2 separate regions of the Homo sapiens genome follow, and region 2 is linked to region 1. The links are chromatin loops, found by intact Hi-C in ENCODE. Cell type or tissue: PC-3. All regions are shown on one strand. Links, peaks and the distances in the headings refer to the core of each region. The heading gives the core; the rest is flanking DNA. Region 1 overlaps MMP13 (matrix metallopeptidase 13). Region 2 overlaps DCUN1D5 (defective in cullin neddylation 1 domain containing 5).

Evidence for each region. A loop is a pair of places that touch in the nucleus more often than their neighbours do. Peaks named below come from ENCODE experiments on the same cell type or tissue, not always from the same donor. Only the 100,000 strongest peaks of a DNase experiment are listed, where the experiment ranks them.
Region 2: a loop joins it to region 1, with 3 times the contacts of the local background. A loop is called at or near these places in 8 of 110 quality-filtered maps.

The regions. Positions count from the first base shown.
Region 1 is chr11:102,938,486-102,955,562 of GRCh38, reverse strand. It overlaps MMP13 (matrix metallopeptidase 13), which reads left to right. Exons shown (of 10, transcript NM_002427.4): 2 at 70-311; 3 at 957-1,105; 4 at 1,282-1,407; 5 at 3,390-3,551; 6 at 5,336-5,453; 7 at 6,405-6,538; 8 at 7,513-7,672; 9 at 9,814-9,917; 10 at 11,197-12,568. The coding sequence ends at 11,297. Among named protein-coding and RNA genes, the nearest start is that of MMP13, 8.7 kb to the left of the region's middle. RefSeq lists an enhancer at 1-398. In PC-3, for the core only: no CTCF peak of the experiment used is centred there; a DNase peak (open chromatin) is centred at 4,682; H3K27ac peaks cover 660 bases.
Region 2 is chr11:103,040,613-103,057,689 of GRCh38, reverse strand. It overlaps DCUN1D5 (defective in cullin neddylation 1 domain containing 5), which reads left to right. Exons shown (of 8, transcript NM_032299.4): 8 at 1-7,004. It also overlaps the pseudogene RPL21P96. Among named protein-coding and RNA genes, the nearest start is that of DCUN1D5, 43 kb to the left of the region's middle. In PC-3, for the core only: CTCF peaks have their summits at 2,135 and 2,334 (motif pointing right); a DNase peak (open chromatin) is centred at 2,329; H3K27ac peaks cover 388 bases.

The sequences.
Region 1 (17,077 bases), core at 438-8,437:
TGATGCGGTTGGTACATCTCAGAAATGTCCTTCTCTTTTAAACGCAGTTCATTTTGGTGTCTTTTCTAGCGCTACCTGAGATCATACTACCATCCTACAAATCTCGCGGGAATCCTGAAGGAGAATGCAGCAAGCTCCATGACTGAGAGGCTCCGAGAAATGCAGTCTTTCTTCGGCTTAGAGGTGACTGGCAAACTTGACGATAACACCTTAGATGTCATGAAAAAGCCAAGATGCGGGGTTCCTGATGTGGGTGAATACAATGTTTTCCCTCGAACTCTTAAATGGTCCAAAATGAATTTAACCTACAGGTAAATCATAGGCTATCTTTCTTTCATATTTGTTAGCCTTTTCTTGTAGTATTAAATGTCTAATATTAAGTAGGCCTTATTATTTAATTGGCAGTTAAATTCCAGAATAGCTTTAATATGGTTGCCGAGAATACCTCATAACATCTATTATTGTTACATTAACTCAGCATTATTTTTTAGTGGGCATCTCAAAGTATTTCTTTTAGAGATGAAATCAAAAGAGAAATAAAAGTAGGTTAAAGAAAATTTGCAAACATAGTACATTAGGTGTATTTATTACAACAGTGCTCAAGATGAAGAGTTCCACTCTTTCTAGAAACTTTACAGAGCTATTTCATTTATTTGAGCTTTATCAATGTAATCTAAACTTTTAGCATGCAAAATAAATTATATTAAACATTGGAATATTTTAAATTTAAGATGCCACATGGTCAGATATTTGGAGATACTCAAATGTGGCTGAATTTTTGACTTTTTATTCTTGTATGGCATCATAATTAATACATTATTTGAAACAATAAACCTCTAGTAGAACTTTCAAAGAAATTATTGCATTTTGAATTGAAAAGCAATATACCAAGAAAATGTATTCTAAAATAGCTGTCACTTTCCAAAAAGTTCATTGAAACTTTCTCTGTTAAATAGAATTGTGAATTACACCCCTGATATGACTCATTCTGAAGTCGAAAAGGCATTCAAAAAAGCCTTCAAAGTTTGGTCCGATGTAACTCCTCTGAATTTTACCAGACTTCACGATGGCATTGCTGACATCATGATCTCTTTTGGAATTAAGGGTAATGATGCACATTTATTTTACAAACATTTTTATATTCTAATTCTTGGTTCCATTTTAAAATTATTTATTTCAGTCATTCATTACTTTTTAAAGAATTCAACACTAATTTACCAAACACCTGTGCTAAGTACTCCTGGATGTGATAAGACTCCTAACCCTTGCTTTTGTGTGTAGAGCATGGCGACTTCTACCCATTTGATGGGCCCTCTGGCCTGCTGGCTCATGCTTTTCCTCCTGGGCCAAATTATGGAGGAGATGCCCATTTTGATGATGATGAAACCTGGACAAGTAGTTCCAAAGGTAATGTTTCTTATAAAGATATCATTTATGTGTTATTAGATTAGACAGTGAACACACTAGTATGAAGTTAAAACACATAAAAGTTAAATATATTTGGTATTTGACTATATTTTCTTAAATAAAGTTTATCTTAGATGTATTAGTGTCTCTACAAGTGACATTTCTACAAATTGATATCAACATTAAAAAATGAACAAAATCTACTTAATCTGTCACTGTGGCTTGAGGGATACTAATGAACTTTGAAGTAGGACCAAAATGTTTATGTCTGTCAGCCAACATGTTATTACTGCAAATTACCTTTTGGCATGTTGAGGAAGTACAGTTTATTAGAAATATCTAACTAAAAACTACCAGGGCTGGATCTATGGGTCATACATGAATTAGATGTGAATTGAAATAGTTTTTTGCTTGGTAGAAATATGTTCAATCAAATTTCTGTTTCCCATTATATGAGTTGCTTGATTCAGTCTTGTCTATATATTGTAAACACTATTCTTAAAAACCTAGACAGACTCTTACTCCAAACAGCATGAAACAGACAAGATGATGGTTGTATTTACAAGAGCAAAATGAAACTGAATGTTGAATGAGATCAGTTAGTAGTTAAATCTTCAAGTCTCAAAATAATTGGGAATGTTAACTTAGGAAGAAAAGCCATAGATTGTTCTAACTAGGACTTAGTTATGACAAGTAGATGTTGTCTTCATAGACAGCTGAGTTTTATTTTTCATTTAAATAAAAAAGATTATTTCTCCAAAGAATAAAACTGGGCCTTACATGATCAGTGTCTCAAATCTAATACCTCCAATCTGTCTATGGAGGGAAAAGTGAAAATTTACATATTTATGTTCTGGGTATTTCACAGGTAAGAATGGTTTCAGGAAGAAGAAATAATATCCAGCATTGTTAAGGTAGAATCACAGTAAGCCTCAAATTTAGGTTCCTTTATAAATTCTGGGTTTGAAATATTTAATTGAAGTGAATAAAAACATCCACAAACAAGTCTGGATTCATTTTTCAGTGGAAGGCCAAGAGGGGTATCCATTACTAGTCATTCAGTGAAGAATTAGTTAACACTCAGATTATGTGACCTCTAATTGCTCTCATGGTCTGCAAGGTTTGCTAGGATGGTTCATTTTCTTCATGCACAGGCTACAATAGCAGAGGGTATTTAAGGTCAAATGGAATCCACTGGCTCTAGTTTTCAGGTAATCTAAGCACAGGTAACAACAATCCTATTGCCTTGCACTTCTTATTTTTCTTTTAGTTTTTTATTTTCTTTTTTCCAGTTTGAAATACCTGCATTAGGAGGCTCAAAATTGGCAGACAGAATGCTTAGAGGGAACAATGTAAATACAGTGACATAGTAGTCTTCTAGAGTAGAGAAAAGATGGCTAATCATGTCTAGAGTTTCTGTTTCTCCAGAACCCAGAGTCTAGAGACATTCTGGAAAAAATCATTTGGTTGGAATTTGCTCCCAAGAGTAAACACAGAGAACCTATTTAGTGCATCCTCCATCCTTGGTACCATCCCTTTGGATGCTGCCTCCTGATTGGAGGATGTTCTGGGCAGCACCCTAGCTAGGTACCACCCTATGTGATTTCCCCACTCCTCGTTTAAGGTAATCTCTGTCCACTTCCCTCACCTGACCTGAGAATACTAAGCGCAAATCAGGAGTTCTAATGTATTCACAGTAAATCCTTATTAATTACTAATTACATGAGAGTAATCTGTTGACATTCTAATTGTGTAGGCAGCTATAATCAAAAGAACACTAAATTATTTATAAGGATTAAATCAATACTTTGAATCTTCCTTCAAGCAACTGAATATTGATTTTAAAAAGTAGGAGACTGAAGAAAGAGAAAAGAAAGTATATAGCCAAGAAAGAAACATACCAGATAGATAAAATGATATTCCTTTCATTACCTGGTCACTGGAATTCCTTTTTTTCTCATTGTTTCTTTGTTTTCTTACAGGCTACAACTTGTTTCTTGTTGCTGCGCATGAGTTCGGCCACTCCTTAGGTCTTGACCACTCCAAGGACCCTGGAGCACTCATGTTTCCTATCTACACCTACACCGGCAAAAGCCACTTTATGCTTCCTGATGACGATGTACAAGGGATCCAGTCTCTCTATGGTAACTCGGTTATAGAAATAGAATATGATCAGTTATAAAAGCAGAAGAAACCCATGCATTTATTTTCTAAATTGCAGTCATGCTGCATAATAATGTTTTGGTACAGTGAAGCGCATGCATGACAAAGGTTTCATAATACTGTAATACAGTATTTTTAATGTACCTTTCTTATATTTAGATACACTTAATACTCACCATTGTGTTACATGTGCCTGCAGTACTCAGAACAGTAATATGCTGGACAGGTTTCTAGCCTAGGAGACATGGGCTGTTCCATATAGCCTATATCTGTAGTAGGTTATATATCTAGGTTTGTGTAAGTACACGCTACAATATTCACCCAATGACAAAATCTCCTAACAACACATTTTTCAGAATGTATCCCTGTTGTTAAGCAACACATGACTCTACTAATTGAATTCACCACTGCCAATGCTGCTTTCTTGGTTTTGTTGTTAAAACCTAGGAAAACATACCCATTTTTTCTTTCCAAATCTAACTACCCACTCAAATAGAAAAGATTTCATTCTCCAAATTTTTGCAGACTATAACTCCTCGTATTTGTACTTTATACATTGCAATGTGCATTTGATATCCTCCAAACACCTCTGCAATAAGAAAGAAAAATATTTTGTTCCCCATTTAACCAATGAAGAAACAAAGCCCTGTAGAGTTTAAGTAGCATACCTATAGTAACAAGGTTGGTGGTGAAAGTGAGATCCTAAGGCTTTTAGAAATTCCAAGTACTCTTTCAACCAGTCCAATCTGGCACAGTAGAAACCTCTCAAGTGGCCTGTGGTAGTTTTTAATCAACATCTACAGTAACCATTGTAAAAAAAAAATTCTTCCTTTTCACTTCCCCCCCCAAGTTTTCAATAATATTTACAAAATTATTAAACTTCAACCCAAGTATTTATTTATAGATGACCTGTTATAGAGTTAAAGCCACAGTACACAGTCATCAGTGTAAACACTTCTAGAGCACATAGCTCAGAAAACTTGCTCATAGCATCCAACCCATTCTTTTACCCTCTAGATTTCAATCTATCACAGTAGCTAGCATAGCCATGGGCATGAACTTGAAGATGGCAAAGGGAATTTGCAAATTTATTTTGCAATTATTATTTCTACATTGTTATGACTCAGGGACTGATGAAAGAACTAATAAAAACTAGACAGAAAGAAAAACAGTGTAGGATTATTATTATTATATACTGCACCCCCATCCTGTCTGCACTCATGGGAGACGGTTGGAAATTTACCAACATGTCGCAAGTCACATAAGTGCTGAAGGCCTGGTTTGTCACAGCTGAGATACAGCTGCACCATGGCAAACTGGTGAAGCAACATTAGCTGATGTTGACAGCTGGTAAAATAGTCAAGAGGAGGAGGCAAGATGAGGGCTTTTGCAGGAAAAATACGCCATCAAAAATGGCTTTAAGGGGAATCTAGTTTTCAAGAGCAATCTGTCAATAGATTGTGCAAGGTGTAGGGAAAATTTCTCAAATTCTGTTGCTTTTTTCCCTCCTTTTTATCATCAACCTCAAGAAACCTAAGTTTATACTTCTAAAGAATCTCGAGAGGTCTTGAAGGATGGAAGTGGAGGGGAGGAAGGAAGTAAGATTACACGGTACTTGCACCATGATGTAGGAGCCCCAGGACCTACAGCTTTTCCTGGAGAAACCCTCTCCCACTGTCCATCAGCAGATCAGCCTGTTGTACTGTGACTCAGGTTATCAGTAATGTCACACTCATAACTTCTCTCTTGCCTTTCACGACTACAGGTCCAGGAGATGAAGACCCCAACCCTAAACATCCAAAAACGCCAGACAAATGTGACCCTTCCTTATCCCTTGATGCCATTACCAGTCTCCGAGGAGAAACAATGATCTTTAAAGACAGGTACTCTTGAGATTCTTTCATAAAGTCTGTATGCGACAAACATCTGTGAAGCTGCTTCTGCATATTGCCAAAACATCCTGTCAGACTTCCAAAGGCGAAGTTAGCAGTAAAAATGGGCAGGCAGTTTATTTACATATTTCAGATCAAATAAATGACTGATGGATAAATGTTTTACTTTTCAACGTATAACCTTGACATTGTGTAGCTTCCTTTTACATCTCTAGTTACAGTCTTTCTTATAAATATAACCAAGAAAATCTAGAAATCCCATTTGTTTTAAAAACAGACAAGCATTGAAAGTAACTGCTGTATTAATAAATGGTTACTCGTTAGGCCCACACGGATTCGTTTTGGTATGGAAAGACTTTGATTCTAGATACATGTTGGAATTTGAGGGATGAAATGAAATGAACCCAGAAATGCAATATAAAATTTTAATTTCTACACTGTTCCAGTATGCTTGTTTATTCATTCATTCATTGATCCCTCATCTGTGATCCAATAGCATGTTTATCCCCTCTGTTATAACTCTAATTACATTGTACTCGTGGGGCGGGGGGTGTTTCTCATGTATGTTTTCCCAGGCCATGAGACCATGGAAGACATAGTTCATATAACTCATATCTTCTCTCTGGAGGCCAACACAATGCCTGGCACATTTGCTTGCCCCTGGCAAGATACCCAAAATTGAGCAAGACTGTTTCAACCTGCAAAGAACTCAGAGACCTCACACAGGCTCTGTGAGATTTCAAAGTTGAATACCTTACGCTAGTTAGGATAGCACAACTTGTCACTGGCGCTTAAAGGGTAATGGAATTTTTTTTCCCTTCACAGGTGGGAGGTATTGGTTGTATCTAACTTGTCTGTGTTGATGTGGAGAGAGGTGACTAGCAGGATAGAAATATTGCATTTAAAAATGTGACAGAAAACTCCATTTTACTTTTGTGTTAGATTCTTCTGGCGCCTGCATCCTCAGCAGGTTGATGCGGAGCTGTTTTTAACGAAATCATTTTGGCCAGAACTTCCCAACCGTATTGATGCTGCATATGAGCACCCTTCTCATGACCTCATCTTCATCTTCAGAGGTAAGCTTTCCACAGAGGAGTCCTCACACAAGACCAGGGGAGGCAGTGCTGAATTTGATGCCACTAGAGATTCAGTAAAATGATCACTACTGAAAATATACCTAAATTAAAGACCAAGTATTAAAAAAATGGAAGCCAGAAAGTACCTGAAACCATTCTACCATGAATCTCCAAATTGAACATATAAAAGGTCTACATTATTAGTCTTGTCATATCCACTCTTTCTTTCATATGAATCATGTCAGTTTTTTCTCTTAGTTCTGCTTAAAAATTGTTTATTGAGAAAACATTATACCAATATATTCTGAAAAAGTGGAAAAAATATTATGAATCATTCTTCCTTCTGAAAACTCAGTTTATTTCATTTGCTCATTTTCATTATGTAATACAAATTTTTACATATTTATTTTCATAGTATAGATACATTTTTATATTCTACTGCTTTCCTTGACATAAAATTATGACCAATTTCCAAATTGCTACTTTATCTTTATGACCATAATTTAAAATGATTACATAACTTCCTGCTGACACTGTTTGTATTGTTCAACTATTTATAATATTAATGTTATAATAAAGCTACTTTTTAGAGAATAAAATAACTTTCAAACTGGTGTAACGTTTGAGTTTTCAGTCTAATTTACTCTTCCTACTGTGTTGTTTGTTCATGTACAAATTTTAATGTATTTTTTCCACCTAGCTTTAAACTTAATATTCAGAGCTAATAAATTGCCAAGTTAACTGTGATATTTGATTAGCTATATTCATAATTGGGAAGTTAAGATCCTAAATTTTATTTTTTTGTTTCAAGAATGCTTATATTTTTATGTTTCATAAACATGATGACTGTAAATACTAAATATTTTATTAATATTTCTCAATGTAAAAGTGGGCCTGTCTTTAAGCACATGTCTATATATGTAAGTCCTAATAGATTCCCTTGGATAATAGAACTGTTATTTCACTCATTCCAGGTAGAAAATTTTGGGCTCTTAATGGTTATGACATTCTGGAAGGTTATCCCAAAAAAATATCTGAACTGGGTCTTCCAAAAGAAGTTAAGAAGATAAGTGCAGCTGTTCACTTTGAGGATACAGGCAAGACTCTCCTGTTCTCAGGAAACCAGGTCTGGAGGTATGGCAGCAGTAGGTACTGACCCATCTGTGTCATAGCCGCAAAGTGCCTCAAACATCTGTCACTACTATACATTATTCCTACACACTATTGTAAATGTCATACTAGTCATTCATTTTCATTCCATGTCAGCTCTTTCAGGCAGACCCTCAGACATGTATTTAAAAGTCTCAAGCTCTCTTGAACACACACACACACACACACACACACACACACACACACAATACTCAAACATTCCTCTTCTCAAACATTCTTTTCTTAGCCATTTGTTGTGCCTCTCAACCATCTTTGGCACCCCCTCTTTCTTTCTTTTTTTTTGAGACTGAGTCTTGCTCTGTTATCCAGGCTTGAGTGTAGTGGCATGATCTTGGCTCACTGTAACCTCTGCCTCCTGTATTGAAGCAATTCTCATGTCTTGTGTCTCAGTCTCCCAAGAAGCTGGGATTACAGGCATGTGCCACTACACCCAACTAATTTTTGTATTTTTAGTAGAGACGGGGTTTTGCCACACTGGTCAGGCTCCTGGCTTCCAGCAATCCACCTGCCTCAGCCTCCCAAAATGGTGGAATTACAGTCGTGAGCCACCACACCCAATTGGCACCTTCTCTTTCTAATCTTTCTCCTGTATTCTCTTTCTTGTCACTTTCTCCTAATTTACATGTAGCTCCATCTTCCGTGGCCAAAGAGGATACCAGCATGAGTACAGGAAAAGATTGGTTTAGAGAAGGCCCTCCTATCTGCAGAGTTAGCTGATCCACTGGAGAGGTTGACCAGGAAGCTGACAGGCCCATAGTTTATAAAGTGAAACTTTCTGAAGGGCGAGTGAAGCTGGAATGTTTAAAACACATGTAAAGATTTAGGCAGCATTGACATCAACAACATTTAAGAGTCCAGATTCAAGTCTATATTTGGGAATGGGAATATCTCATCAGTACCCTACATTCTAAATGTTTAAAGTGGAAACTTTCCTCCATCTCTACATACACACAGTCTCACACACACACATGCATACCCGCACACACGCACATACCTGTATATATCATCTTTGCCTTTTGACTTATTTCTGACAATGACATTTACAACATTCTAGAAATCACTGCCAGCTTCTACCAGGTACCGCATTTCATTCCCTACCTCCATAAGAAGTATATTGTTCAGTCAGGATTAATTGCTTACTGCATCTCAGATATGCTGTTTTTTATATCCCCTTAAGCTTCTCTTAGGCAATTTTTTTTTGCCAGAAGATCCTTCCCTGCATCTCTCCCTCTTGAAATTCTATCCATTGTTTAAAGTTCATTCGAAATATCTTTTCATCTACAAAGCCTCTTTTGATTTCCCCATTCAGGGGTTATTGCCCGGCTTCCTGTACTCCCATGACATTTCATGATTACTCTCTCATGCTTGACTTCTATTGCCTGGCGTTGCAGTTATGTGTATACACATGCCTTAGCTTTATTGGTAGTTTAGTGGTTCTTATCTTTTACTTGTTGGAACATACCTCCAAGATATTCAAAAAGCTCTCATCAGTAACAGTAGTGGCACCTTATGGGAGCCTGTTTTCCTAGGTTAATTTTAGGATATGTTTGCCTGGTTAGGGTGTGGCTGTGGGCAGGGGAGAAGGAGCTTGAAATATGCAGTTATGGAGGGGGAAAGCTATGCTTCCCTTCCTACCTTTAGTATTACCATATGCCCCTACAACTTTTTAGTACAGAAATTAAACCTTAAATATTTTTGTAGCCATTACTGTACACTAAGTAAGTGCAAGTAAGTGCAAGTTGTCTTACACATAGTGAGAGATCAACAGCTAATTGTTCTATGCACAAACATGCATTTATTTCATGCTTAAGAACATGTTCCTAATGACATACTTTTATAACAGATATATCATTTGTGAAATGGAAATGAGCTTGTAACTCTCTTTAAAAAGATGGCCTTTGGGCAAGTCAACAAATACTCGTCAAGCATCCACTGTACACTCAGTATTCTCATTCCTAATTTTAAAAAGCTACCAGATGCTTTAAATGGACTGAAAATTTTAAAATTCTTGTCAATTTTGAAAGATGCCATTGTATCTATTGTATTATTTCTAAGGTACTTTCTAAGAAATATAACTGACTTAGGAGTTTTTTTTCTTTAAATAGATATGATGATACTAACCATATTATGGATAAAGACTATCCGAGACTAATAGAAGAAGACTTCCCAGGAATTGGTGATAAAGTAGATGCTGTCTATGAGAAAAATGGTAAGTAGTTACATTGCACTGACTTTAAAGAGGAGCTTCTGTAGCCCCTCAAAACTCTTTTCTGTACAAAGCATTTTTATATAGGACCTAGATGTGTTAATAAATGTATGGCAGTTAAGGAATTAATTGTTCCTGTGTGACTACCTACAAAGACAGCAAACCAAAAAAAACATGGTTAGAATAAATAAGAATTTTACTTAATGATTGCTAATTCTATAAATACGAGATGCTAAACCTTCAACATTACCTTAATCTATGCTTAAAGATGCCAAAATGCAAGGATATTGCCAGAATTCAAACTGGCTGTGGAGTGGGAAGTAATTTATATATAAAGACTCATAACTACCTTAACTATATAGTGACTTTTTACTTTAATTATGTTCTCAACCTTTTTTTTTTTTTTTGACAGAGTCTCACTCTGTCACCCAGGCTGGAGTTCATTGTCGCAATCTGAGCTCGCTGCAACCTCCGCCTCCTGGGTTCAAGAGATTCTCCTGCCTCAGCCTCTGGAGTAGCTGGGATTACAGGTGCCTGCCACCATGCCTGGCTGATTTTTGCATTTTTAGTAGAGATGGAGTTTCGCCATGTTGGCTAGGCTGGTCTTGAACTCCTGGCCTCAAGCGATTCACCCGCCTCGGCCTCCCAAAGTGCTCAGATTACAGGCCTGACCTCACCGACCTCCTTTAACTATGAAAAGAGATATTATTGATAACTTATAACAAATAGGCTGGGTGCGGTGGCTCATGCCTGCAATCTGAGCACTTTGGGAAGCTGAGGTGGGCGGATCACTTGAGGTCAGGAGTTCAAGACCAGCCTGACCAACATGGCGAAACCCCATCTCTACTAAAAATCCAAAAAAAAAAAAAAAAAAAAAGCTGGGAGTGGTGGCATGCACCTGTAATCCCAGCTAGTCAGGAGGCTGAGGCAGGAGAATCACTTGAACTTAGGAGTCAGAGGTTGCAGTGAGCCAAGATCACTGCCACTGCACTCTAGCCTGGATGACAGAGTGAGACTCTGTCTCATATACGCACACAAAAATCGATAATCCAAGTAGCAAAACTGTGTAGGAGGATTCACACCTTAAAAGAACAACTAAAAAATAAAAATAAAAAAATAAAAAATTTAAAAAGGAACAACTATTAAAGAACTAATAGAGTTTAAAAAGAAAAAGTTTGAAATTCCTACAAATGGGATCTAAGAGATTGAACCATTAATATTAACTGGATTAAAACCTTATTATTTTCAAACTCTGAAATTGTCTTTATGCTTTTTCTTATAGGTTATATCTATTTTTTCAACGGACCCATACAGTTTGAATACAGCATCTGGAGTAACCGTATTGTTCGCGTCATGCCAGCAAATTCCATTTTGTGGTGTTAAGTGTCTTTTTAAAAATTGTTATTTAAATCCTGAAGAGCATTTGGGGTAATACTTCCAGAAGTGCGGGGTAGGGGAAGAAGAGCTATCAGGAGAAAGCTTGGTTCTGTGAACAAGCTTCAGTAAGTTATCTTTGAATATGTAGTATCTATATGACTATGCGTGGCTGGAACCACATTGAAGAATGTTAGAGTAATGAAATGGAGGATCTCTAAAGAGCATCTGATTCTTGTTGCTGTACAAAAGCAATGGTTGATGATACTTCCCACACCACAAATGGGACACATGGTCTGTCAATGAGAGCATAATTTAAAAATATATTTATAAGGAAATTTTACAAGGGCATAAAGTAAATACATGCATATAATGAATAAATCATTCTTACTAAAAAGTATAAAATAGTATGAAAATGGAAATTTGGGAGAGCCATACATAAAAGAAATAAACCAAAGGAAAATGTCTGTAATAATAGACTGTAACTTCCAAATAAATAATTTTCATTTTGCACTGAGGATATTCAGATGTATGTGCCCTTCTTCACACAGACACTAACGAAATATCAAAGTCATTAAAGACAGGAGACAAAAGAGCAGTGGTAAGAATAGTAGATGTGGCCTTTGAATTCTGTTTAATTTTCACTTTTGGCAATGACTCAAAGTCTGCTCTCATATAAGACAAATATTCCTTTGCATATTATAAAGGATAAAGAAGGATGATGTCTTTTTATTAAAATATTTCAGGTTCTTCAGAAGTCACACATTACAAAGTTAAAATTGTTATCAAAATAGTCTAAGGCCATGGCATCCCTTTTTCATAAATTATTTGATTATTTAAGACTAAAAGTTGCATTTTAACCCTATTTTACCTAGCTAATTATTTAATTGTCCAGTTTGTCTTGGATATATAGGCTATTTTCTAAAGACTTGTATAGCATGAAATAAAATATATCTTATAAAGTGGAAGTATGTATATTAAAAAAGAGACATCCAAATTTTTTTTTAAAGCAGTCTACTAGATTGTGATCCCTTGAGATATGGAAGGATGCCTTTTTTTCTCTGCATTTAAAAAAATCCCCCAGCACTTCCCACAGTGCCTATTGATACTTGGGGAGGGTGCTTGGCACTTATTGAATATATGATCGGCCATCAAGGGAAGAACTATTGTGCTCAGAGACACTGTTGATAAAAACTCAGGCAAAGAAAATGAAATGCATATTTGCAAAGTGTATTAGGAAGTGTTTATGTTGTTTATAATAAAAATATATTTTCAACAGACAATTGCTATATGGTACATTGTCTTTAGGTATAATTTCAATCTTTCCTCACCCAAAGAGGGTTCATTGCCAATATTTTTATTTTTGGAGACAGAGTCTCTCTCAGTTGCCCAGGCTTGAATGCAGTGGTGTGATTCCAGCTCACTGCAACCTCCACTTCCCGAGTTCAGGCAATTCTCCTGCCTCAGCCTCCCAAGTAGCTGGGATTACAGGTGAGCGCCACCATGCCCGGCTAGTTTTTGTATTTTTAATAGAGATGGGGTTTCACCATATTGGCCAGGTAGTCTTGAATTCCTGATCTCAGGTGATCTGCCTGCCTCAGCTTCCCAAAGTCCTGGGATTACAGGTGTGGGCCACTGCACTGGACCCTTCTTTTTTTTTCTTTTTAAGAAAAGATGTTTAGGCCAGGTTCAGTGGCTCATGTTTGCACTCCCAGCACTTTGGGAGACCAATTGTTTGGGCCCAGGATTTCAAGATCAGCCTGGGCACCATGGTGAAACACAGTCTCTACAAAAACAAAACAAAACAAAACAAAAAAAAAACAAATTAGCTGGGGGTGGTGGTATGTGCCTGTAGTCTCAGCTACTAGGGAGGCTAAGGTGGGAGGACTACACGAGGCAGGGAGAGGTCAAGGCTGCAGTGAAATGTGATCACACCACTGCACTCCAGCCTGGGTGACAGAGCAAGACCTAGTCGAAGAAGAAGGAGAAGGAGAAGAAGCCAGGTCCCAGCTACTCAGTAGGCTGAGGCAAGAGGATCACCTGAGCCCAGGAGGTTGAGGCTGCAGTTAGCTATGCTTACACCACTGCACTCCATCCTGGGTGATAGAGTGAGACCCCGTCTCAAAAAATAAACAAACAAAAATAGAAAAGATGTTTCACTTGATTTCAGAAACATTTTCCCTATGTTTAACCATTTTCTTTCATGATACTTCTCTCTCATGGATAGACAGACAGACAGACAGATATACATAAAGATATATAGATATAAAGATATACATAAAGGTATATAGAAAATATATATAGTCAAGATTGTTTCCTGACTTCCACCTTTACTCCAGTCTCAATTCAAAATTCCAAATCCAATTGGTGTTACCTTGATGAGTGTCCTTCCACAGTAACCAAAGCATCGAATTCAAATTATAGCAAATGTCTATTTGGAGTTTACCACTGGTGATAGGGGTAGCATTAAAGAGAGCTGATTATGAACTGAGCAGATGGTCCTAATAGAATCTTCTATGAAATAGGTTACAGGTAAAATACAGATAGCCAGTTTGTATAGATATTCACGAATGGGGTTGAGAAGACCAAATGAATGTTTTATGAGAAGTAATATTATATTCACAAATTAAAGTGAGAGTGCATTTACCTAGAGCTAATGTACTAGGCAAATGCACTGCCTTAAAATTGAATTGTAGCTAGTAATGGCCTCTTCATCAGATAATAAGGGTAAAAGGTTTGAAAAACTCCTCAAAGTGAACCAATAGCATACTTGTATTTGGAATAGGAGAAACTGACAAGATCTTATATTGGTGTAACAAATTTTGCTCTTGGAATTATCCTGGGAGAACTTTTGTATTAAAGCAAAAATATTGTCCTGGATTTCCATATCCTCATGTCAGAATAAAAACACGAAAACATATATAACAGAAAGATAGCCACCATAAAAGCTACCAAGTTTAACTCACTTCCCGTTTAGAAAAAAAAGTGCAGCTCTCTGCACGCACAGTTTTCTCGGAGCCAACAGGAGTGGATTAAGCCCTGGTCACAGAAAATACCTTGATTTACGGATTCATCACGACGCTGTGAGATTTACAATACTTCCACTAGGTGGCACCAGCAACACCCTTTTTAAAAAGGTTGAACTGGTCAGAGAATTCAATTAAGTCACAAAACCAGTGCTTTGTTCTTTAACATAAGGTTGAGGAACTTAGCCACATCGCTGATTGTTTAACTCCTGACTTTACATTACTGACTTTCAAGTAAGATTTAATAGCTATGGAATTCAAGAACAGCTTGCTCCAGGTTTCTTAGTTTTTGTATATGAGTTCCCCTCACTGATCTCTCAGAGGTGAGTCGGAATTCTGTGTCATCCTGACTTGGTGGCTTGATGAAGCCACCAAGACCTGAAGCATGCACCCCTTAGAGCTAGGGCTTGTGAGTCATCTCAGGCCCCTGGGTGACAGACTCCAACGTGAACTACAAAATGCACAATCTACACAACCAATAGAATCAGCACTCCAAAGAGAAAACAAACCAGCACTGTTCTGGCACCAAGAGGGAGGAAAACCCAAACTACCAGGCATGATAAATTTTGTTTTCTAAATAAAAAAGTGGGCCGGGCACGGTGGCTCACGCGTGTAATCCCAGCACTTCTGGAGGCTGAGACAGGTGGATCACCTGAGGTCAGGAGTTGGAGACCAGCCTGACCAACATGGTGAAACCCCGTCTCTACTAAAAATACAAAAATTAGCCAGGCGTGGTGGCGGGCACCTGTAATCCCAGCTACTTGGGAGGCTGAGGCAGGAGAATCGCTTGAATCCGGGAGGTTGAGATTACCAACCAAAAAAGTGAACAATTGCTTATTACCTGAGGACAATGGCGAGTTTAGAGGAAGAAAGGCTTTACAGTTTCCGAAGTTTCTTTCTCACATGGTTTAGTTTTTCTAATTTTTTGGACTTTTATCTGCCTGGTATATTGAAGTATGCGAAATGCTGATTTAAGACTCCTTGATTTTGTTCTACCTCACTGCTTACAAGACACTCAGATTGAACTGCAGCTAATAATGATCTCTGGAAAATAAAAAATGTGCTGAGTTTATAGCAACAGCATGGCCATTTTTGTAAGAGTTTATCATGATGTCTTAATTGACCTGAATTGCCAAAACTGCCAGAGGTGTGTGAACCAGAGCAACTCCATCTTAAATAGGAGCTGGGTAAAACAACGCTGAAATCTACTGGGCTGCATTCCCAGACCGTTAAGGTCTTCTACGTCACAGGATGAGATAGGAGGTCGGCACAAAATACAGGTCATAAAGACCTTGCTGATAAAACAGATTGCAGTAAAGGAGCTGGCTAAAACCCACCAAAACCAAAATGGCGATGAGAGTGACCTCTGGTCATCCTCACTGCTACACTCCCACCAGCGCCGTGACAGTTTACAAATGCCATGGCAACATCAGGAAGTTACCCTATGTGGTCTAAAAAGGGGAGGCATGAATAATCCACCCCTTGTTTAGCATATCAGCAAGAAATAACCATATAAATGGGCAACCAGAAGCCCTTGGGACTGCTCTATGGAGTAGCCATTCTTTTATTCCTTTACTTTCTTAATAAACTTGCTTTTACTTTGCACTGCAGACTCACCCTGAATTCTTTCTTGCGTGAGATCCAAGGACCCTCTCTTGGGGTCTGGATCGGGACCCCTTTCCTGTAACAAAACTATACCCTAAAATTAGGTTCTGTGAGAAGGAAAATTTCTCTTTCATACATGAGCCCGAATAGGTAAAATTCTATTGCATAAATGCTATCTGAGTTGTACACACATGGAGAAACACATACAAGTATATGCAAAATTCATTGTAACCCACTCTAGAATTACTCATTCAATAACGTCATCACACATCAACTGGGCAAGGAACAATTGTACGTACACGATATTGAGAGAATTCTGTCTCTTAAATTTTGATTGCAATGAAACTGGACTTACTATCCAAATCCACCTGTTATGCCTTACAGTTTTTTATAAGTGAAGATAGTGACACTCTTTTTTCATAATTTATGCAGGATTAAAGGACATTGCACAAGCATCCTTATCTGTGTTCCATCTTTTGTGCTTATCTGTGTCCCATCTCTTGCGCCAAAAATATGTAAAATTAGCAACTAAAAAGGTTTATTTATTTTTTGTTTACTTGTTTTAAAATGGTTACATATACCAATAGCCTTCCTTTTCTGGACAATCTTCTCTTTCCTTTATTAGACTGGGCACTAAAAGCCTGTACAGGTCACAAGCAAAACCATTCATGAGGCCCTTCCAATTCTATCTAAAAAGGAGTGTTGTATTCTGGAGTTAAGAGCATCTGCCTTTCTGGGTTGTATCCTTTGGCCAGCTCGTGCCTCGGCTCAGTGAGTGCTCAGGGCCTTGTGGATTTGCTTCCAAAACAACGCAAGGAAAAAGAAGTCTGAGTTGTGTTTCTGAGCACATGGGGTACAATGTGTACACTAGTGCTGGCTCAGTTTTTGGCCAACTCTAGTTCTGAGTATTGTGAGCTGAGCAGAGGGCTGGGACACAGCATCAACTGTGCCTCCAGCCACATCCTTTTCTGAACCCATTTATAAGGCTTTATCCCTTAATAAATAAGATATCTCCTAAATACTTGCATTCCTAATTTCATAGGAAACATCTAAATTGTTTTATGGTTTGAATAACAGCAAGATAAGATACAGGTTAAGGAAGCAGAATCTCAAGGAAGTGAAATAATGGGCAATATTTTGCAGTCATCGTAATGGAAG
Region 2 (17,077 bases), core at 1,892-9,891, 100 kb before region 1:
GGAGTGCAGTGGTGCGGTCTCAGCTCACTGCAGCCTCGACCTCCTGGGTTCAAGAGATTCTCGTGCGTCAACCTCCCAAGTAGCTGGGATTACAGATGCCTGCCACCATGCCCAGCTAAGTTTTGTATTTTTTTTTTTGTTTGTTTTAGTAAAGATGGGATTTCACCATGTTGGCCAGGCTGGTCTCAAACTCCTGCCCTCAAGTGATCCCACCCACCTCAGACTCCCAAAGTGCTGGGATTACAGGTGTGAGCCACCACTCCTGGGAAATAATTAACTTTTTCACATAGAAAATAGATCACAGATAAAAGCTCCTCACATATTTTGAAGGTCAAAAAAAAATTTGCTGTTGCTAACAATTGCCTTTGAACCATGAAAGAGGAAAAACTAACTTTATTTGAGCAACTTGTCATTTGAGACTTAAACTAACTTATCAAACTTAGCAGAATTAACTTGTGAGTATTGACTTAAGTGAAGTTAGTTTATATACTTTACTATTCTGTCATGCAAATAAAATGGCTTAGAGCAAGTTCATACACAGTTACTTTTATCTACAAATGTAGAAATCTTACCTATTTGAAATTTACATTATTCCCTGAAACTATGCCTATTGAGAGAGAGTTTATAGAAGTATTATCTGAGAAACCTGAGTTTGATTTTCTTTTTGTGACATTCCTGTTAATGTCACTTTTAAACAAGCCACTTAACCTATGTCATTTTCAGTTTCTTCTGTAAAATGGCGATAATGATACCTACCAGTATTGTTACGAAGTTCAAATAGGCCCTATCCACAGCACTTAGTAGGTGTTAAATGAATGCGTCTTGTTACTTGAACAAGAAGTGGTTAGTTATGATAGTTTATTTTTTTCTGACAAATTTACTGTCTTTTATAAAAAGAAATAGCTAGGATTTCCTGTGTTATCCTGCCATTTTTATAATCAAACAAAATTATTAATATTCTCCTTAGACTAAATCATTAATTTAACAAATCTCAAGCATCTACTATATGCCAAGAAGTATTCTAGGCCTGAATATATTGCAGGGCACGAAGCAAGACAGTAATTTCGAACCTTTATGGGATTTTTATTTTAATTGGTTAGTAAAATAGTTTATCATTTGGTGACAAGGTTATATGGGGAAAGTAAGTTGAGGAAGGGGCCCAGAGAGTGTGTGAGGATAGGATTACTATTAAGTAGCATGTACACTGATATGTGACATTGAGCAGAGGCCTGAGGAGGTGAATGGTTGTGCAGTGTGGATATCTGGGAGGAGAGCATTCCAGGCAGAAGGAATATTACATGCTAAGGCCCTGAGCTGGTACAGAGTGTAAAGAAACAGTAAAGAGATCAGTGTGACTGTAGTGAACAATAATAGCATTTTAGGGAGAATTAGAAAATGAACTGAGAGAGATTGGGAGTAATAATCCTGCCTGATTGTAGGTAATTACGTAGGGCATTATAGCCCTTTCTCAAGAGTAGGACTTTACTGAGTGAGCTAGCAAGCAATTAGGATTCAGATCAAAGCAAGGATGGAAGCAGGTAGTAGTAGGAAGATAATATGGTAAATCCAGGTGACAAATGGTACAATTTGAGATTAAGAGTAATGGAAATAATAAGTGGTCAGATTCTGAATGTATTTTGGTGGTAGCACCAAAAGGATATGCTGATAGAATGGATGTGAGGTATGAAAAAAAGAATGATCAAGGTTTTTGGCTTGAAGAATGAAGTGGGCATTAATAAGATGGCGAAGACTCAGAGGAGCAGGCTTAAGCGGGTAGATTGAGAGTTTACTTTTGGATATGTTATGGTAGACTTGTCTGTCAGACGTCCAAAGGAAAATGTAGAGTGGGCAGTTGGATATTTGAACCTGGAAAAGTAGAGGTCTGGGCTGGAGATAAATATATTTGGAAGTCATCAGTGTGTAATCTTATTTTAAGTCAGGACATGGATGAAACCACTTAGAGAGTAAGTGTAGCCAGAGGATAGAACTTAATTGAAGACATATGATCGATGAAATTCAAGGCCAACTTTTGTGATTTTTCAAATAGAAATAAAATGTTAACATTTTCTACCACACATATACAAACCATTACTTTCTATAGTGTTGTAGAAGCACTAAGATTTAAAAAGCAAGATTGATAATAGTTGCCAAATATGTAAACAAATGGCAAATTAAATTGAGGAGGGAGTGTCACTTTATTCTTGGAATAAAGTTTTTGTTTTGAAGTAATACAGTTTTTTATATTAAGAATAACAACATCTGGAGTGCTAGTTTCTTTTTCTCATTGTTGGAAATTGCTATTCCAATTCAATTTGACAGTTTTAGCACTAGAGGGCAGGCTTGCTTCTAGATTGTGAAGAGTTCTACATGAATTAATATAGCCAAACAGCGCAGGTTGAACATCCTTAACTTGAAAATCTGAAATTCAAAATGCTTCAAAATCCAAAACTTTTTGAGTGTTGACATGATGCCACAAGTGGAAAATTCCACACCTGACCTCATATGATGGGTCACAGTCAAAATGCAGGTGTACAACAGTTTACTCTGTTCCCAAGAGAAAAATAAAATTAGCTGCAGGCTATGTGTAAAAAGTGTATATGAAACATAAATGAATTTCATGTTTAGACTTGGGTCCCATCCCCAAGGTATCTTATTATGAATATGCAAATATTCAAAGATCAAAAAAAAGAAATCTAAAACACTTCCGGTCCCAAGCATTTTGGATAAGAGATATTCAACCTGCACCTACATTCAATCTCAATTAATGAATGCAGTTGTTTCTTATGTGACAGGTTTGCCATCTACTATGTTTTTTTCTAGTGCTAGGAAAGCATAAAATAAGGCTAATTGATTTTAGTACATCTAGGACTGGCAGTTGACGCTAATATACATTTGAATATAAATGTATATTTATATTCCAAGGAGTTTCCAAGGAAACTCAAGTGTAGCTTAATTATACTCAGATTTGATATAGAGGGTCTTCCACCACATATATGAATATTAAAGCCAGTCAGAAGAAATCCTGGACATGAAAACATTTTTTCAGGAAATAATTAACTATGTGCTGGGTATTATTATATGAGCGTGGCTACAAAGATGAATAAAATATAGTCCCTGCCTAAATAAGCTTTGTTGTAGCATCTTACAGCACTTAATATCTTGTGCTGTATCTATTTAAATGTCTTTTTCCCTTCAATAATAGAAATCCTGACTCACTTATTTTTGGTGCCTCCAAGTGCCCATCACACAATTCAGTTTACAGTGTTTGAACATGTGAATAATGAGAGAGAGAAAAATAAGAAAACGGTCAGGGAATTGGGGCCTTTGAAAAAACTTATTTTCACATTTTTACCCTTAGAGAGATGCTTTTCCTATTAACACGTCTAAAGATTATGGAGACAATTCTAACCTTCTATCTTTGCTCCCACTACTTCTTCAAGCAGACTTTAACCCCATTCCTCAAGAGCAGTTATTGGCAGCCATAGAGAGTGGGAGGTCAAGCCTTTTTTAGTCATTGGAGTAAACAGGAGACATAGATGTGGAAATTGGGAGGTTCTCTCTATCTGGCTTACGTCAGTTTGAGAAGTTTGACATGAAATGGAACCTTCTGGAATGAGGTTCTTTTTCCTGCTTTTCACCTGGAAAGTTTTCCCATACATGGTCCTCTTGCACCCCTAGTCCTTTTAGGGTACCTATTTCTGTGTGCTAGTTCTTTCATTTCCTTGTCTGTAACATGAGGATAATAATAGTCCTTATCTAATAGCATTATTTTGAGGATGAAATGAAATACAGGCAGTAAATATTAGTTACTCTTTGCTATCTGGAAAAACATCAATTGAACCTCATAGGATGGACTTGTGTTCAATAAGTGTTATATATAGTAGAGTCAAATGGAAAAATTGAACCACTCAGATACATTTTTTTCATTGATACATAATAGATGTATTTATTTGGGGGGTACATGTGATAATATGATATATTCATATAATTAAAATTCATTGATACATGATGTATTTATTTGGGGGTACATGTGATAGTATGATATATTCATATAATTAAAATTCATTGATACATAATGTATTTATTTGGGGGGTACATGTGATAGTATGATATATTCATATAATTAAATGAAGATAATTGGGATATCCATCACCTTAAATATTTATGTTTTCTTTACACTAGGAACATTCGAATTCTCTTTAGCTATTTTGAAATGTACAATAGTTTAGTGTTAATAGATCAGTCATCCTACTGATATATCGAACACCAGGTCTTATTTCTTCTGTCTACATAGACATATTTAGAAATGCAAATCTCTTAGGAAATTAATCTGTAATGTCAATGATGCACACTGATTTGTATTACTTGCTTTCTTTGTAGGCAGTATAGTGAAATGGTTCATTAAATGGATGCTAAATATGACTAAATGATCAATTTACAGTGTAGTTGGCACCAAGTAATAAATGCTCAGTAACATAGCTACTATGGCTGTCTTTAAAAGTGGATTGGTTTGACTTCATAGGAAGGACTCTATTTTTAAAAAAGAGAAATATTAAAAAATAAAAAGCCAAAATTCTATGATGTCTTATTACATTGAGTCTCTTAAATCAGTTTTTTTTTAATTAAGTAGCAGGACCCTATTGCAAAATAAGTTTTACCTAGAAGCACAGTATTTAAAACAGAAAGCTAAAATACTCTGGTTAAGTGGGAAGCTCCCTGTCTTCCTCGCTGCTAGTATTATTTCTGAAAAACCTCAAAGGAACTCCTTGCTCTCTGAATAGCAGGTTTTAAAAACCACTACTTGCACATTTGCACCTTGACATCAAACATGTGAACAAAGTAATAGAGTGAGAAAACTGAATTTCTATTTAGGAATTTCTATTTTATTCTCTCTATAAAAAGCCAAGAAGTGGTTGGTGTTTGGAATAACATGAAAAATATTCCAAGTATCTTTGGAAATACTTACACTAGAACTATAAGGTTTATGATAATTCTATCTTAGATTCATTATCTAGAGCTGGTCTAAAAAAGGATGATATGTAAGAACTACCAAGAGAGACTTGGAGTAGATACAAGAATGAAGGAATGAATCAATATCCAATAAATATCCATAGGCCCAGGCTTTGCTATGCCCTCTTATTACACAGGATAAAACAGTGTAGTTGTTAGTTTCTACCTTTGAAGATTATGATCCTTAAAAAGGAAACAGCTCTGTGAACAGAGACCATGTTATTCATAGGTGTTCCTCACTTGTTTCCACCACATAATAGGTATTTAATGAATGAAAAAATTCACGTCTCTCTTTGATCCTAGACTGCAAGTTACTTAAAAGAAATGGACCGTATTTTACTTATCTCTCATGGCCTGCAAATTGAGTTTGCTTACTGAATTAATGAATGAATGACCAATTGTACACATATGTCTGTAAAACGTTTACATATCCACATTCCCATTAGACTGAGATTCTTGAGGGCAGAAACCATGTCTTCAGCTCTCAGCATGGTGCCTGACTCATGGTAGGTTGTCAAAAGCATTTGCAGAACTGAATAAAACTTACGTTTAAGTAGTACTGGAGCAGTCTCACATAACCGGGCACAGTGTCTTCTAAATAGACACTAAAATTATTTCATAATTAAAGACAGATCTCACTAAGCATTTTCTGAGTTAGTGCCAGTTGAATAATATGACAATAAGCTATAGGAGTTCAGAGGAGAGTGAGTTCTGTGGACTGAAATAGTCAAAGTGGATTTTCAGAGCAGATGAGACGCGATGAAGGCTGGGGCTACTTTGGTGTTTTAAGAACATTAATTAGGCAGCAGGAAAATCTGAGGACAGGGAGACTAGTAAGGAAGGCTGGAAAGAGCCCTGGGTTTGGAGTTCAGAGATCTGTGTTCAGAGTCCTTTGCTTCTTAGTGACTATGTGACCTTGAGAAGATAACTTGAGCTCCCTTTTTCCTCTTCTGTGAGGTAGAGGTAAGATTGATGTGCATATTGATATTGTACTTAAAAGTGTTTGTAAAATGCTAAGTAAAACCTAATGCTATGCTTTGAATGTAGTGGGTTCCAAATATTTGTTTAATGACAAAGAATAAATGATATTGACTAATGAAAATAATGGAGCCACTGGAATGTCACCTCCTGCATCTGCCAGTAAACCTGTTAACACAGGGGTGGCGGGGGGGGGGGGGAAGTAAATATGTGAAGCCACCAAATCTCATGATCAGGAGAAAAACTTTGGAACTCCCATGAGACTCCAAAGTTATGTCACAGGTGAATAAGTCATGAACTTTTCATGCTGATATCATTTCTAAGGTTGCTGCCTTGTCAGAAGAAGCAAACCACAAGATAAACCATGCAGAAAATCTTTTTTTAAAAAAGTTTCCTGAAGGATGGATGGTTCATTTGTTCTGCTTGTCACTTTACTTACTAATGAGTCATTTTTTTCCTTAACCAGTAATTTGTTTTAAATTTGGTCATAAGATGGTATGTTGACTAGTCCAATGTTACAAAATAATTGGAAAAAAGATGACAGACCACCAACTGAATAAGGGAAATCTGGTTCTTGAACTTCCAATGTATGAATTGGTGATGGTAAGCTTAGTCTTTATGATGTAAGATTGGATTTATTGGAACTTCTTTATGTCCAGAAGTTGCAGCACCTTTCTTTGTCTCTGGAATGCCCAAGATCTCTACTGCATCCTGTAGACATGGAGGGTTTCCCCCCTTATTCTGGGTCTGATTATTTTTAAAGAAACACCCTTTCCTTACCCATCATGGAGACACTACTAACCTTGTATATACTTTTATTAGAGTGCTGATAACACCATATTACAGTAGCATACTTACATATCTGTTTTCTTAACTGTGAGCTCCTTGAGAGCAGGGACTGTGTGTTTTTGCTTTTATTTCACCAGTACTCAGAACTATCCACAGTATAGAAAAGCACTCAATAAATGGAATAAATGAAAATGAATAGATAAATAAATGATTTCACTTGTATAAGATGTCCAGTAATCTTTTGTGTATTTTTCTAATTCACTGTATGGCACACATTCTAGTACAACCCTGTTTATAATGTTGACCTACTATTAAAGGAATTAAACAAATGTAAGCCAAGACAAGAAATGCATATTAAAACAACTATGGTATTTTTGCCTTCCAAATTGGCACAGATTTTAAAAATTGATAATGCCCATGTTTGATGACACAAGGAGACAGGAATTGTTATACTTTGCTGGAGGGAATATACATTGGCATAGCCTTTTCTGGAAGTCATTTAGGGAGATACATCCAAAAGCCTTAGTAAGTTTCATATTTTCTCACCCAACAATTCTATGCCTATCATCTTAAAGAATAAATTTTAAAACTTTCAAAAGATTTTTATCATAACATATTTGATAGAAAAAATGAAATAACCTAAATGTTTAAGCATAGAAAATTTGTTGAATAAATTACAGCATATTTATGCAATAGAGTACTATGCCATCTTGAAAAATCCACACTGTATTTTCAAAGGGAGTAAAAGACTGGCTTTAAAGCAGCATATAGATAGGCACAATAGGATACTTGTTTTAAAAATGTGTATGTATAGGTCTGGCACAGTGGCTCACGCCTGTAAATCCCAGCACTTTAGGAGGCCAAAGTGGGCGGATCACCTGAGGTCGGGAGTTTGAGACCAGCTTGACCAACATGGTGAAACCCTGCCTCTGCTAAAAATACAAAATTAGCCGGGCGTGGTGCCACATGCCTGTAATCCCAGCTACTCGGGAGGCTGAGGCAGGAGAATCGCTTGAACCTGGGAGGCGGAGGTTGCGGTGAGCCGAGATCATGCCATTGCACTCCAGCCTGGGCAACAAGAGCAAAACTCCGTCTCAAAAAAAAAAAAAAAAAAAAAAAAATATGTATATATATATATATATATATAGAGAGAGAGAGAGAGAGAGAGAGAGAGAGAAAAGCCTGAAAGGCTGTGTACCAAAATATGAAAAATGTCAACTTACTGGTAATAGAATTACCAGGGGTTTTTAGTTTACGTCACTCTATATAATATGATGAGTATGTATTACTGTTTTAATACAAAAAGTCAATAAAGGTTCTATAAAGAAGGCATACTTTCTCTTTTGCTGATTATATATATCCTCCAATGAAAGAAGAGGGACCAACCTTAAAATATGAATTTTTACCCGGCCCCAGTGTGGCAGACCATTTTCCCTGTTTTTCCCGTTGTCCTTTGTAACTCATAGGATACAGTGGAGGCCTATACAGAAGTAATTGATTCATTCATTCAGGAAATACTTGCTGAGGACCTACAATAGTCTAGGAACTTGGGATATGAAATAAGTGTTGAATTCTTAAAGGCTAATTGTATTGTGGAGTTATTTTTAAAACTGGAAATTTAATAAAGAGTATCTAGGCTAACCTTCTCTCTTTGGAGACAGGGAAAATGGATCCCAAGGAGGTTGCCTAAGATTGGATGTATAATAAATGGCACATCCTAGACTTGAATTCAGAAATATTTCTAGTTGTGCGCTCTTTCTAGTCACTTGGGCCTCTCATTTTGTAAAACTATCATCTGCACAAATACAGATTCTTAAAGTCAGAAGAAATCTTGTCCTTGATGCTTTTATCTGTTCTACAATATCTTTAATAATCCTAATTTGCTTCACTTTGTCTCATAGAATATGTTGTTAACTAAAGCTTCATACCTGTGAATTTTCTATATTAGTCGTTACATTATTTCTCCCTCAAATCATACTTTTGCTTTATTTTTAACCACATAAAACTGGACAAAGCCACTTAAAACCTTTCCTCCCATTTACATCAATGTGGTCCTCTTTCCAATGTGGAGGGCCCATTTAGCCAGTCAGTAATCCATGTACCTTGTATATTATGCACAAAAGTTATGTATCATTTAGATTTTTGTCAACTGCTGAAATACAAATACATTATAGTCACAGCACAGCACAGCACAGCACTACACTGCCTTCAATTTCTCAAATGAGCTATTCCTTTATATTCTACTTTCTCCACCTTGAAAGTCCTCACCTGGCTCTTACTCAGCCTCCAAAATTCCTAATCCTAGCATAGATATCACCTCTTCTGGGAATGATTTCCTTACCCACACCCACTCCCAAACATCCTCTCTTACCTCCTATAGTGTCATCGGGCATATTGCATCGTATTATTCTGAACTCCTTGAAGCCAGAGACTTAGTCTTTTATCTTCCTGATATGTCCATAGGTGAGTGTGGGACCAATCACAGGCACTTAAACATCTCTGTTGATAGAATAAAGAAATGGATGGAATGAACAAATTTCCTTACCACGTTAAAAAATAAAGGTTACTTTGCAATTATTCTTCCGTGCTGGTTCCTTGTGATCACCTCTTCTTTCTGTTTATCATTATTTATTAATCTGGTTTATATTCTCCTGTATTGAGATAAAAATCACTATAAAATTCTGTATTTTTGAAAAATCAGGAAAAATGTATGCCCATCTCCAGTTCTGTAGCAGTTGAGCATCTTGTTCCCCATTTTTCCTTTAAGATTATAGATTGTGTTTTGGTTATAATATCTGTACATTCACTGAGAATTCTAGGTTGAGATATTGGAATTCATTTCATAGTAGCAGTGTGATATTGTGCAATGATCAACACACAGGAAGCTGAAGAGAGGATTCCAGTTCAGATGGAGCCACTGATTTGCTAGATGACCTTAAACTAGCCATTTATCTTTCCAGGGCTTCAATTTCTCATCTGCAAAGTGAAAGTATTGGATTCAATAATCTCCAAGGTCTCTTCCCTCTCCCAGATTCTCTTAAATTCTATCTAGTGTGTTCTCTTAGAATACTATGACCTGATCTTAGCTTTTGAATAACCTAAAGAATTGGACTTTACAGGTCAGCACTCAACCCAACGTAGAAGTTGCCTCTTTAATCCTCTGACATATTCGAGCTCTGCTTCAGTATTTCCTGTAGTTTGATGTTATTTCCATAAAAGACACCTCATTCCATTGAAACAACTCTCATTGCAAGTTTTTTTCTGACATCAACCCCTGATATACCCCTCTGTCACTTCCATGGATTGATTCTGATTTTGCCCTACAGAATGGAATTTCTCTTTATCACTTGACAGACTTTCAGATATTTGAGAATAACAATAGTACACCAGCCATAAGTCTTGTATTTTCCAGGTTAAAAAATTCTGGTTTCTCTGACTGCTTCTCATATGATCAAATTGCTCCTTATTCCTGATGCAGCCTCTCTGTCCTTTTGCACCTCAGTGACTGCAGATGCAACCCTCCACCTGCAGTGTGCTTCATCCCTTCCTCCATACTGAGTCACTCATTCATCAAGGCCCAGTTTGGACCCTTTCGTCTTCCAGCCAAATGAGTTATTCTGTCCTCTGTGCTTCATAAATGCTTTACTTTGCTTTTACACACCTTTTACTACAGTGATTTTTATACTGTATTTTAAGTTTTTAATGTATCTGTGTGCTCTGCGATAGCAAGGAACTTAACTGGCTTGTTTATAATGCTGGGAACCTGACAGGCATGCATGAGTTAAATGACTGAGAGTCTACTTTCTAGCATATAATATGGAGCCTGGCATATAGTTGATGCTTAAGAAGTGTTTATTGAAAAAAATGAATTCATGAACAAATGCTATTTGCTTCAAGATACTTAAGTATCCTTTGAGTCCTGTTAAAATATTAAACCTAGAACCAAACATAAAACTACAGATGTGATTACACGTGTAGTGCAGAGTGTAGGGGATCTTACACATGCTGGAAGCTATCTTTAATTTCAGACTGACATCCACAGTAACAAAGAAGACAAATTAAACTAGGACCTGAGTAGTTCTGTTTCTCTTTATTCAGTGTGATACTCCCCAGCAGTGTTCACGTCTTCTCCATTCTCTTACCCTGAACACAACTAAAGAAGCCCTCAGCATCTTCCACTTTCTAAAGCAGTGGGTCTCCAGACTTTTTGGCACCAGGGACCAGTTTTGTGGAAGACAGTTTTTTCATGGGGGTTGGGAGTGGATGGTTTCAGGATGAAATTGTCCCACATCAGGTCATCAGACATTAGATTCTCATAAGGAGCCATAGCCTGGATCTCTCGCATGCTCAGTTCACAATAGGATTTGCGCTCCTATGAGAATCTAATGCTGCTGCTGGTCTGACAGGAGGCAGAGCTCATGCGGTAATGTCCCCGCCGCTCACCTCCTGTGTCGCCCATTTCCTAACAGGCCATGGACAGGTACCCATCAACCGCCAAGGGTTGGGATTGGGGACCCCTGTTCTACAGTTTATTCTGGGCTTTTGCCTTCTGGCTCTACTCTTAGGTCTCTGAGGCATTCTTGCTTTTTTGTCTTTTATGGCTGTCTATGTAAAACATGCTTCCCTTTTTGTCTTTATATGTAAAGACAAAGAAAAAAACTTTTTTGTGCTTATAATGTGGTAACTTTATTTAAAGATCCTGCTAAAACTCATGAAAAGCCTTTTCTTAAAATAATTATCTGTAAGACTTGAAGAAAACTGATCATTTGGAAACCTTCTGTATTTTTTTAGAGTAATATAAACTTTAAAAATAAAAGTTGTGGTTTGATGCAGTTGCTGGCATAGATTTATATGCAATTGCATAAATTATATACTTTGCCCAGAATTACTTAGAATTTTTTTTCAAAATTATTTTATTTCTTACATGATGATTTAGAGGGACAGTTTTCAAACCAGTAAAAATATTTTATAAGTAATATCTGGCCGTTTTCTAACCAATTGAGTAATTTGTTGCACAATAAGCCACATCTTTCAGCAAGAAAAACATTAAATTTAATATTAATAGTAAAGACATTACACAATGAATAAGGGCAAAATTTAAATTTGCTTTAAATATTTCTTTAGGGGAGAGGACACCCACTTCTACTCAAAGAAGAGAAACATTTTTACAGTTCAGAGGCCTTTTACTTTTCTACACCTATTATGCCATGAATCCATAGGGAAGGGGTCTCAGCAGCTCAAGCTCCTTCCAGTTGGTTCTCACAAAATGCACTTCTCTGGGTGGAGCAGGCTGGCGCTTCACCTGAACCCAGGTACTTCTCTCTTTGGCTTCCTTCTTTTTCCCATCATTTTCCTTCACACGTTTCAGGAAGCTATCCTGGCTCTTAGCATGCTTAATGTGCTCAATACACACATTAATTCTCTTGCCAGGAATCTTGCCCTTAACTTGTATGTTTACAACAATGCCAACGGCATGCGGAGGAACACTGGGACTCTTCCGGTTTTGCCATGGTAACACTTGTGGGCACTCCTTTTTCAACCTATTCCCTTGATGTCTACAATATCACCTTTCTTATAGATTCATGTGTTTGTGGCCACAGGAACAACTCCATGTTTTCTAAAAGGCCTACAGAACATATATAGGGTGCCTCTGCTCTTTCCTTTTGCATTCGTTATTTTGGTGAATTACTGGAAGATGGCAGTTCCGGCCAAGCAGGCTAGAATGTTATTTCCTTCTGATTACTAAAATGCCCATGGCTTCTATACCTTCCAAATCTTCTAATCTCCCTGAGCAGTGCCTATTGATTCAGGTGGTGGTCACTGAATGAAACAAGATACAAGCGAAAAAGGAATATAGAGCATAGGTTTGTGTGTGTGAGTAATAGAGAAAAGCAAAGGGAAATGATACTAAGTGTAGTTGCTATAAGAAAAGATGAGTTTTCGGCCGGACGCGGTGGCTCACGCCTGTAATCTCAGCACTTTGGGAGACCAAGGCGGGTGGATCACAAGGTCAGGAAATCGAGACCATCCTGGCTAACACGGTGAAACCCCGTCTCTATTAAAAATACAAAAAATTAGCCGGGCGTGGTGGTAGGCGTCTGTAGTCCCAGCTGCTCGGGAGGCTGAGGCAGGAGAATGGCATGAACCCTGGAGGCGGAGCTTGCAGTGGGCCGAGATCGCGCCACTGCACTCAGCCTGGGCAACAGAGCAAGACTCAGTCTCAAAAAAAAAAAAAAAAGAAAAGAAAAGATGAGTTTTCTACCTCATTTATTTGGTGAAAATAATGAAGAAAAGCCAGCGGGACTAAGGAAAAGCAGGCAAGTTTTTCAGACTTCTTATATCTGTATGTAGACAAGAGTGGGAAAAAACAAAACAGGAAGTACTTCATAAGTGTAAACAAATACTTATCACGTGGCTTTACTGGAAAATTGTGCATTCTCCTGAAGTCCCAGAGAGTAACTAAATGGAAAGAATGACAACTAGAAAGAGGAATTTGTCATGAACCAGATTCCAGCCACGACACAACCTTCAATTACCTAATATGCAAATTTAGAAAATTACTCAATCACTTAAAAAATAGAAATGGTCAAAAAAATCTCAATAATATCTTAAAGTAAATGCGAGCTCAGCAGAATCAATATTTTAATCAGTAACTACTTATTTTAAATATAAAATTCTAGACACTCCTAGGAGGATGGTCTGTCCCGTGTTTTTATAGTGGATGAGATAAATATAACAAGGGAATTTGTACATCCATTTTGTGGGGTTGCTTGGCCTTCCAAAAGTCAAACTGGATAAGACTGGCTTCCAGAAAACCAGAAAGTTTTCCTGTTAATAACTGAGAGTTCACTGTGCTCTTTGCCTTCTCATAACCCTTGTTTATTAGCAGTGGAAAGAGCTCTGGATTAGAAACCAGGTGTTTTGCCTGGATAATTTCCAGGGTTGTTACAACATTCTAATAAGATAGGCATGGCAAATCACTTTATTGCATCTATGACGTTATTCAGTAATTTCAAATAGTGTTAACATCAATACTGCGATGAATATGTGAAATGCATGTGATCAGTTATGAATTTATAGAATTATAAAAGTATTGATTGTGAGATATGATTGGAAACTAGTCCAATGAACATATTACCTTAAAAATTTCTACAACTATGATTAACAGCTACTGACCATTTAACCAACATTTAAAACCAGTCCGTGGATTGATACCTGTTCTTTCAATGAAGAGACTACTTGCTTGGTATATGTGAGAAAATCAATTTTCCAAAAAGCATTCTTGTTTATGTTAGAGGGAAACTTGTAATTACCAAACAGGAGTGGAATTTGCATTTAGGCCATTAGTTTTTGCTCAGCAAATTTGGGAGAAAATCAGAGTTGTCTGAAACTGTAAACATTATCCAAAAGAGTTACCCTAAAAATCTAGTTGCAAGAAAAAAAAAATCTGTTGATTTTTCTGAACTGCTGGAAAATTTAGGCAGTAGCAGCTGTAATTCTTAACTCCACTTGACTGGTTACTGATAGAACTGAGCTATACTAAAAATGCAAGACTGCAGTTGATGTCTTTTTACCTTAGGTCACCAATTTACTCCAAGTTTGCTTATTAAATTCTCAAGTGGCTTTCTTCTGATATTGCCCTCCATGCTTTCTCTGTTCCACATTAAATGACTTCTCATCCTCTTAGACTGAGGTACAAGTTTACATTCTTTGTTTCTCATCAATACTAATAATTTAAAAATACGTGTATAAGGCAAATCTATATAAACTCTGTATTGAACATTCAACAGAATTTGCTTATTGTAATTCTTAAAATTCACATTTCAACTGGTTGAATATATACTGTCCATGGAAAATAAAGGATATTTTCCTAAAGCAGACTTCTTAGACACATAAAAACAGAAGGTATTAAAAATGATCAAATGAAATTCATCTTCTTTCAGTTTAAAAATATTTTCTTAAATCGATAAATAATTATGTATAATTTGTAGGGTATAATATGATGTTTTAATCTATGTATACATTGTAGAAAGATCACATCAAGCTAATCACTGATTTAGAGGGCTTCATGGGCTGTTAGGAATCCTGATGATACAGTGAAAGTTCCTATCTCATAGTGTTGTTGGGAGATTAAAGGAATTTATACATGGAAGGGCTTGTGATAGTGTCTGATATATGATAAATGTTCATAAATGTTTTCTATTTTCTTCTGATTACTACTTTAAATAAACTCTGGGGTATTTTGTGAGGAAATCTTTTGCTTGCCTAACAGTAGAAGTCATTCTTTCTATATTGGGGTTTATTTTCCCCTTTATTTTTCTCTGTCTTATTCTCCTTGCTCTTCCTGCCTTTCTTTATTGGTTTTTATTATTGAAAATCTGAGGTAGTGGCTTGGTGACCCCAAAACAAAAATTTAACCTGCTCAACCACTTGTCCAGCAGCCTGGGAGACAAAACAGTGTGCTATTTGTTTGCTGATACTGTTTTCCTCTTCTTTCTTACAATCCACATTCTATCCTCCAGGCCCCAATCCTTGCTCTTTCCCCAGATCAGTCCAGAGTACACTGATATTCACTGAACTAATCCAGTGCTTATCATCTACACCACGCATTTATAGTTTCCTGTATATAATCAGTTGCATGTTTCATGGGATTTTGTATTTTTCTCTTAAGTGCTAGTTTTGTTTCCTCAAGAACTTAGGCTTATGGGGACGAAAATCCCATCCTTTCTCCCCAGACCATCAAGTATCTGCCACAGTGTTATACACCTGATAGATTCTCCCTAGGAAATGCTTGATGAGTTGAATCCCCCTACCTCATTTAAATGGTTGTTTTGATATCATGGAGTTACCATCTAAGTTGTATCAAGGAAAAGAAGTTCTCTACTCATCTCTAATAATTTGTTCTACCATCCAAATGATTCTCTTTTTGTCAGAAAGTTTATCTTAGAGACAAACCTAAATCATCCTTTTGTAGTTGATAGTACCATCTGGATGAAACGAAAGAAGGAATTGTGATAATTATCATGGTTAATTACTTTGATTTTTAATACAGTTATTTTCTTAATTCTTTTTTAAAGGGATTTATGTTTTTGTTCAAGGAGTTTTAAGTCTTTGGATTCTGTGATTGAAAGAGCTATATCCAGTTATATCTAATTTTTATTCTTTTGGTGGTATTATTCAAAATGAGATCTGCATAATGTCTGTATCAGAATCACCTGGGTTATGGAACCTGAAAACTTCAATGCATCATTTCAGAGCTGCTGCATCAGAATATCTTGGTGTGAAGCTGAAAATTTGCATTTTAATGCTTCCAGATAATTCTTAGATATTTGGGAGTTGAGAATTATTTTTTTCTTAATATGCTGGAAAGAGAATTGCTGTTTTGCATTCCTTGGTAAATTTTGCATTATGTAATTTTCAAGTTATTAAATAGGGTATTGCTTGGCCTAACAAGACGCTTTTTTTTTAGTGTGAGGACCCTCTCTGTCTGTCTCTCTCCCCCAACTCCAGTATACATAGACATACCATCTTATTTTGTAATAGCTCCCTGATAGTACCATGGTCCTAAGCTCTAATGAAACTCATCTTACATTATACTATTATTATAAATTTCTCTATATCTGACATCTTCCACTTCCACCAGATTATGTTCCTCAAGGAGGGTGTGCATGGTTAGGTACACGGTAAATGTTTACTATTACGAACATTAAATACATTTTATATTGCTATTAAACTGCTTCATGTATATTAAATGTACATTCTCAACATAGGAAACTAAACAGATTAATCCTATATTCTTTGTTATCTTTTACCCTTTTGAATATATAGTAAGAGAGGAATGTGAATAAACCAGTTCTATATTTGATAGGCATTCATAATTTTTGTTAATTCTTTGAGGTGAGAGCTGAACAAATATTTGGTTTATATATTAAGGTAAAACAGAAGAAAAAATAAAACAAATCTATACTTAGTATTTTTTTCTGGAAGAATGGCTCAGCAGGGCTAAGCAAGATTTTGTTTACAAACCTGGTTTCCATATTTGGTGAGCTTGCATACAAACCAACAATCTTTGGTAACTCATGAGCCATTGTCTCCTGATGTTCTTATTTCTGACCAGAACATGAAGTTGGCAAAATTATCCAAAACATCACATCCTAAACTACTCTAGTTACAACCAAGAAGCTTGATTTCCAAAACAGAAATGTGTAACTGTTAAATCCACTAAAAGGAAAATTCCTCATTTTTAGGCAATTGATTATTTTTTTCTCTCTGATTTGAAGCATGTTTAGATGCATATTAT